Regions from separate parts of the Homo sapiens genome. Here region 2 is linked to region 1. Evidence: chromatin loops called from intact Hi-C (ENCODE). Cell type or tissue: heart right ventricle. All regions are shown on one strand. Links, peaks and the distances in the headings refer to the core of each region. The heading gives the core; the rest is flanking DNA.

The links. Hi-C counts contacts between places; a loop is a spot of excess contacts. Peaks named below come from ENCODE experiments on the same cell type or tissue, not always from the same donor. Only the 100,000 strongest peaks of a DNase experiment are listed, where the experiment ranks them.
Region 2: it touches region 1 in a loop (3.0-fold over the local background); 6 of 110 quality-filtered maps call a loop at or near these places.

Annotation. Positions count from the first base shown.
Region 1 is chr16:10,735,521-10,738,432 of GRCh38, forward strand. No RefSeq gene overlaps it. Among named protein-coding and RNA genes, the nearest start is that of NUBP1, 6.9 kb to the right of the region's middle. RefSeq lists an enhancer at 2,188-2,237. In heart right ventricle, for the core only: CTCF peaks have their summits at 1,735 (motif pointing left) and 1,937; DNase peaks (open chromatin) are centred at 1,161 and 1,751; H3K27ac peaks cover 1,056 bases.
Region 2 is chr16:10,616,204-10,619,115 of GRCh38, forward strand. No RefSeq gene overlaps it. Among named protein-coding and RNA genes, the nearest start is that of EMP2, 37 kb to the left of the region's middle. In heart right ventricle, for the core only: a CTCF peak has its summit at 1,270; DNase peaks (open chromatin) are centred at 628 and 1,228; H3K27ac peaks cover 2,297 bases.

The sequences.
Region 1 (2,912 bases), core at 231-2,730:
ATAAATAAATAAATAGGAAAAGATGTTTAACACAGTCATTAAAATAATGCAGATTAAAACTACAATAATACAGCAGTATGCATCTATTGAAATATTTAAAATCCAAGGTTGTCTGTAACCTATGCATCTATTGAAATATTTAAAATCCAAGGTTGTCTGTACCCACTGCTGGCAAGAATATGGAGCAGTTAAAAGTCTCATATCCTGCAGGTGAATATGCATAATCACTATGGAAAACAGTTTCGTAGTTTCTTTTTTTTTTTTTTTTTTTGAGACAGAGTCTCGCTCCATTGCCCAGGCTGGAGTGCAGTGGTGCGATCTCGGCTCACTGCAAGCTCAGCCTCCTGGGTTCAAGCGATTCTCCCACCTCAGCCTCCCGAGTAGCTGGGACTACAGGCCACCATGCCCGGCTCATTTTTTGTATTTTTAGTAGATATGGGGGTTTCACTGAGTTAGCCAGGATGGTCTCGATCTCCTGACCTCGTGATCCACCCGCCTTGGCCTCCAAAGTGCTGGGATTACAAGCATGAGCCACCGTGCCGGCCTCGTAGTTGCTTAAAAGTTAAATGCACATCTACCATTCCACTCCTAGGTATTTAAGCAAGAGAAATGAAGATACACGTCACTATGAAGACCTGCACAAAAATGCTCACGGCAGCTTTATTTGTAACACCCCAAAACTGGAAACAGCCAAATGTCCATTAACAGATAAACTAGTATAATCATACAATGGAATACCACATAGCAACCAGAGGAAACGAGCTTCATACACGCAACAATGTGGATGAAACGAAAATAAATATGCTGAGTGAAAGAAGCTGAATTAAAAAGCGTGCATGCTGTATGATTACATTTATATAAAATTCTAGAAAATCCAAACTAATCTACAGTGAAAGAAAACAGGTCAGTGATTGCTAAAGAACAAGAGCGGACCACAAGGAAACCTTTGGGTACATACATATGTCAAAACTTGGCAATTGTATACTTACAATATGTGCAGTTTGTTGTATATCAGGTATACCTCAACAAAGCAGCTTAAGAAATAAACCGGCCGGGAGTGGTGGCTCACGGCTGTAATCCCAGCACTTTGGGAGGCCAAGGCGGATGGATCACCTGATGTCAGGAATTCGAGACCAGCCTGGCCAACACGGCGAAACTCCGTCTCTACTAAAAATACAAAAATTAGCCGGGCGTGGTGCCAGGCACCTGTAATCCCAGCTACTCAGGAGGCTGAGGAAGGAGAATCGCTTGAACCTGGGAGGCGGAGGTTGCAGCGAGCCGAGATTGTGCCACTGCACTCCAGCCTGGGAGACAAAGCGAAACTCTGTCTCATTAAAAAAAGAAATAAACTGATAATTACTAACACCTATATAGGGCTTGAAAGTGCCAGACACTCTAAAAAACTGTTTTACTCATTAACTTGTTTAATCTTCCCAACAATAATTCCTTGAATATTATTGTTGACATTTTTCAGAGACGGAAACTGAGACAGGGAGCCTGAATGCGAACACCTGGCATTCAAGGATCCACGTCCTTTCCAGTTTCTCTCTATATAATGCATCTGAGCCTTGTTTTTCGACTCAATTATGTGTTGAACACCTGGTGTGTATATAGCCCCTTGTTATATTTGCCGGATCCCAGGGAAGAAGCAGAAAATTTTCTACACCTAAACTTAATTTTGTTTCCATTGCCTGAGTACCTTGATCATAGGTGGGGGGAGAGCTCCACCTGCTGGTATAACTAAGGAACCGCAGGCACTTCCTGTGTTTTCTAAGGGTGCTCGCTGACCTTGTTTGAATATTTAAAGTGCCCCTGTCTGGCTGAAATTTTTAGCCGCTGTAACCAGGTTTTAGTCTTGTTTCATCCACTAATCTTTTTTTTTTTTTTGGTAAGGCAGATTCTCGCTGTGTTGCCCAGGCTGGAGGGCAGTGGTGAGATCGCCTGCCAGGCTCAAGCGATTTTCCTGCCTTGCAGCCTTCCGAGTAGCTGGAACTACAGGCGCACACCACCACATCCGGCTAATTTTTATATTTTTAGTAGATACAGGGTTTCACCATGTTTGCCAGGCCGGTCTCAAACTCATGACCTCAGGTGATCCACCCACCTCGGCCTCCCAAAGCGCTGAGATTACAGGCATGAGGCACCACGCCTGCCCAGTTTCCCCCATTTTTAACATCTTGCATTAGTGTGGTACATTTGTCACAGTTGATGAACCAATATTGACACATTATTATTAAATAAAGCCCATGGTTTATATTAGGCCTCACTCTTGGTGTCGTACGTTCTATGGGATTTGACGAATGCATAATGACATGCATCCACCATTACATAGTCACACAGAGCAGCTTCCCTGCCCTAAAAGTTCCCTGGGCTCCCGTTTACCCCTTATCCCCTCCCACCCGCTGAACTCCTAGCAACCCTGATCTTCGGACTCTATAGTTTTACTAATTTATTTTTAAAATTATTTTGAAGTCTATTTAAATCCTTGGCACTTACTTAGCTTTGTAAATTTAACTTTCATTTTTAGTCATTATTCACCATCTTCAGTCAGAGGAACTGAAATAAAAAAATTTAAATTTAAATTTAAAATCTAGTCTTTCAAAATCACAGAACTAAGTAAGTGTAAAGGAAAATTACACAAAATTTCAAATGCTAATTTTTGTTAAGTTTATGGCATTCATACTTCGGAAGTTGTTAGAATGGAAAACCGTGCTCAGACTTCTGGAACGCAGTGTGTTCAGTTCCGCAGGCCAGGAATGGCCTCCATGGGGAGATGCTGCTGAGACTTGGCCTGTCACAGAGGACTGGGCCACAGCCAGATAGGCGAGAGACAGGCAGTGGCCTTTCCTGGCAGAAGGGCCTGTGTGAGTGACAGCAATGAACTAGGGTGCCAGGCAAAGGCCAGCTGTTTA
Region 2 (2,912 bases), core at 124-2,623, 120 kb before region 1:
CCGGCCCCTTGTGTTTTAAGACCAGGATCGGCTACATAATTTTCAGGGCTCAGCGCAAAATGAAAACACAGAGTTCCTTGTTCAATATTACAAGGAATTTTAAGATGGCACTTCTGTGTGATTGTACAGGTGAATGTCCATGAAGCCAGCCGTAAATAAGACCATAGATTAAGAGAGCAAAGTCAGAATCCAAGATGCCACCTACCCAGTCTGTTCCACCCTACCTGAGTCAGGAGGGCTGTGACCTCCTGGCTGTGAACACATCTCACCTCTCTGCCCCCAGGGAATCCCAGCCAAGGCGCACATTTTGAGAAAAAAAAAAAAAAAAAGAACTTCAGCAAATGCTCTGTGGAGCCCTAATGCTCGCTGTCTTGTGAAATCCTGGATCCAGGATTTCCGGGGAGCTGGGGGCTCCTTTCTGGGCCCCATGTGAGCTGGAGGCCAGTCTTCAAGAAAGGAAGGGCAGAGCTCAGACTGCTTCTGTGAAATGCACTCAGGAGTGGGCTGAGGATTTTTGATTTCCCGGGACGCCTGCTCCAGGGAGCCCGCAGCAGCAGGAGCGAGTCCTGGCCTGTCCAACGCTCTCACCCTTCACCCTCAAGTCACCCAGTTGGCCACACTCTCCTGGGGGGGGCGGAGGTGGAGGTTGGCAGAGTCTTCAGAGCCTTTTATTAAAACTTTTTGGGTGCTTTGTTCACGAGGCCTGGCAAAGTCCAGGGCTCTGGCTTACCCTGGTCTCTCCCTGTCCTGCCCCAAAGGTCACCACTGAGAATCCCAGTCCCTTGTCCTTTGGGGCACTCTCAGAGCTGCCCCTCTGGGGAGGGGGAGCCGATGGGCACAGGCCTCCTGTTAGCGGCAACCTCCGCCTGGGGTGCCTGGCCACACAGGCGATTCCCAGAGAGTGTGGGCGGCAGACAAACAAGCGTTCAGTGTCAGCACAGCCCACCCAGCTCTGAAATGCCTCCTTTCTGTCTCCCGGGGGTGGGGCCTGACAGTAACCCCTGGGCCCAGTGACAGCAGGGGCCACCCACTCCCTAGCGCCCCTACCTCCCACTCCTCCTACTTTGCAGATTCAGCCCTCCCCTCCCATCAAGGGGCAGGGACAAGGCCAGCTCTGCAGGGTGTGGGCCAGTTGGTTTTTGATCTCAAAGATACTGTTCATCCCAGCCTGGGCAGGGCACTGGGAAAGCCTGTGGCTCCTCCCGCCCTCTCTTTCCATTTCCTGCCCCCTCAGGCGCCCTGCCAAGCTAGAAATCCTGAAATGCAGGCTGCAGCCTCTTGTGGGTGCTGGCCTGGCTGCAGGGTAGGAAGCCAAGAGGCAGGAGAGCTGGGGAAAGAGGCTGGCTCCTTCTGCTACCCCCAGTCCCTCCTCCCTTCACCCCTACACTCTCACAGCAGATGGAGGAGCCCCACCACCACACCTGACCTCCAGAGCAGAGGCGATGTTCACAGAACCTGAAATTAACAAATACAGACGGAGAGGGGCTCCGATGGAGAGATTGGCAGGGAGAGAGGAGCTGTTTGAAATCCAGGACATACCGTGGTGAAAGGAATACTTCAATTCCAAGTTTAACACTTGGAGGAACTGGAAGGGGAGGGAAAAGAGAGGAAAGCGGTGCATGGCAGGATCTGGAGAGGGAGAGGGAGCAAGGGAGCAGGTGCAGCTACTAGAATGCATGACCTGAAGTGCAAAATGCTCAAAGCAGTTGCCTAGCAATATCCCGATGCCCAAAAGGCACATCTTCATTGCTGTCATTGTTACCCTGTCCTGTCTGGGTCATCAGTTCCCCAACAGGTGTAACCGATTCTCTGCCTCCACCTGACTTTGGGGAGAGATGCCCTCCCAGCAGGAGGTGGGTCCAGCTACATCAGGGTGGGTACTTGTGTCCTCTTCCCATACTCGCCTCAATCCTGGACCCCATTTGGGTTTTATTAACATCCTGTTCACTCTCTCTCAGCTCTGATTCCCAGCGCCCACATCATCCACCTTGGCATTCTTCTTGTGGGCTAGTCTTGCGTAGGCCGGGTAAGAAGTACAGTATGCTCAGAATTGAATCACAGTTAGTTACTGTGACTAATTTCATTCATTCTATAGCCATCCATCCACTTAATAAAAATGTCTTGAGCCAGATCCCATGCCAGACACTGTGCTGGAGGTGGGGTTGCAACGATAAAGAAATGGTGGTGCCCACTTCCTGGCGCTTAGAACCTAGGGTAGGGGCGTCCCTCTGCTGCCAGCCCGTGGTGGTGGTTCAACATCACCCATCTCCCTCTCTCCGAGCTTCTGACTCTAGGGATAGGAAAGGGTCAAGCAATCTGTATTTTTAAAACATATATATTTCACATGACTCTATTTTCAAGGCAGTTTGGGAAACTACATTCTAAGGAAAGGAAATCTACTGGACTGGGGAAAAAAAGAAGCTGACAGGACCCATCAGCGAGATCCAGTAAGGCTTTCCTGGGAAACTGACTGACAGCTGTGACCTCAAGCACAAGGCTGTGAACTGGGGGAAGAAGGGAGGGACACGGACCAATGTTCAGGGAGGAGGGAACAGCACGCGCGAAGACCCTGATGTGGGAAAGTGCAGCTCGGGGGTAATGGGGAGCTGGAGAAGTGGCAGTGAGTTGAAGCCGCAGATGGGGTGTCCTAGGAGCCCTGGGGAGCCCTGGGAGGGTTTTGTGCAAGAGGCCTGCTGTGATCGTTGTTTTGAAAAGGTTTCTCATTCAGCAGATGCCTGTACTGAGCCATACAGGCCCCGTGACAGGTTCTGGCAGAATCAGGCTTCTCTCCCAATTCCCTCTTCCTATCGGGCCCTGGCTAGCCCGGCTTCTGCAGGCCTTGGCAGAGGGAGGAGGGGAAGCCCAAGTGGCCTGGAGGCCCCAGCTCCGCTCCTCTCCTTGTCTTGGCAGAC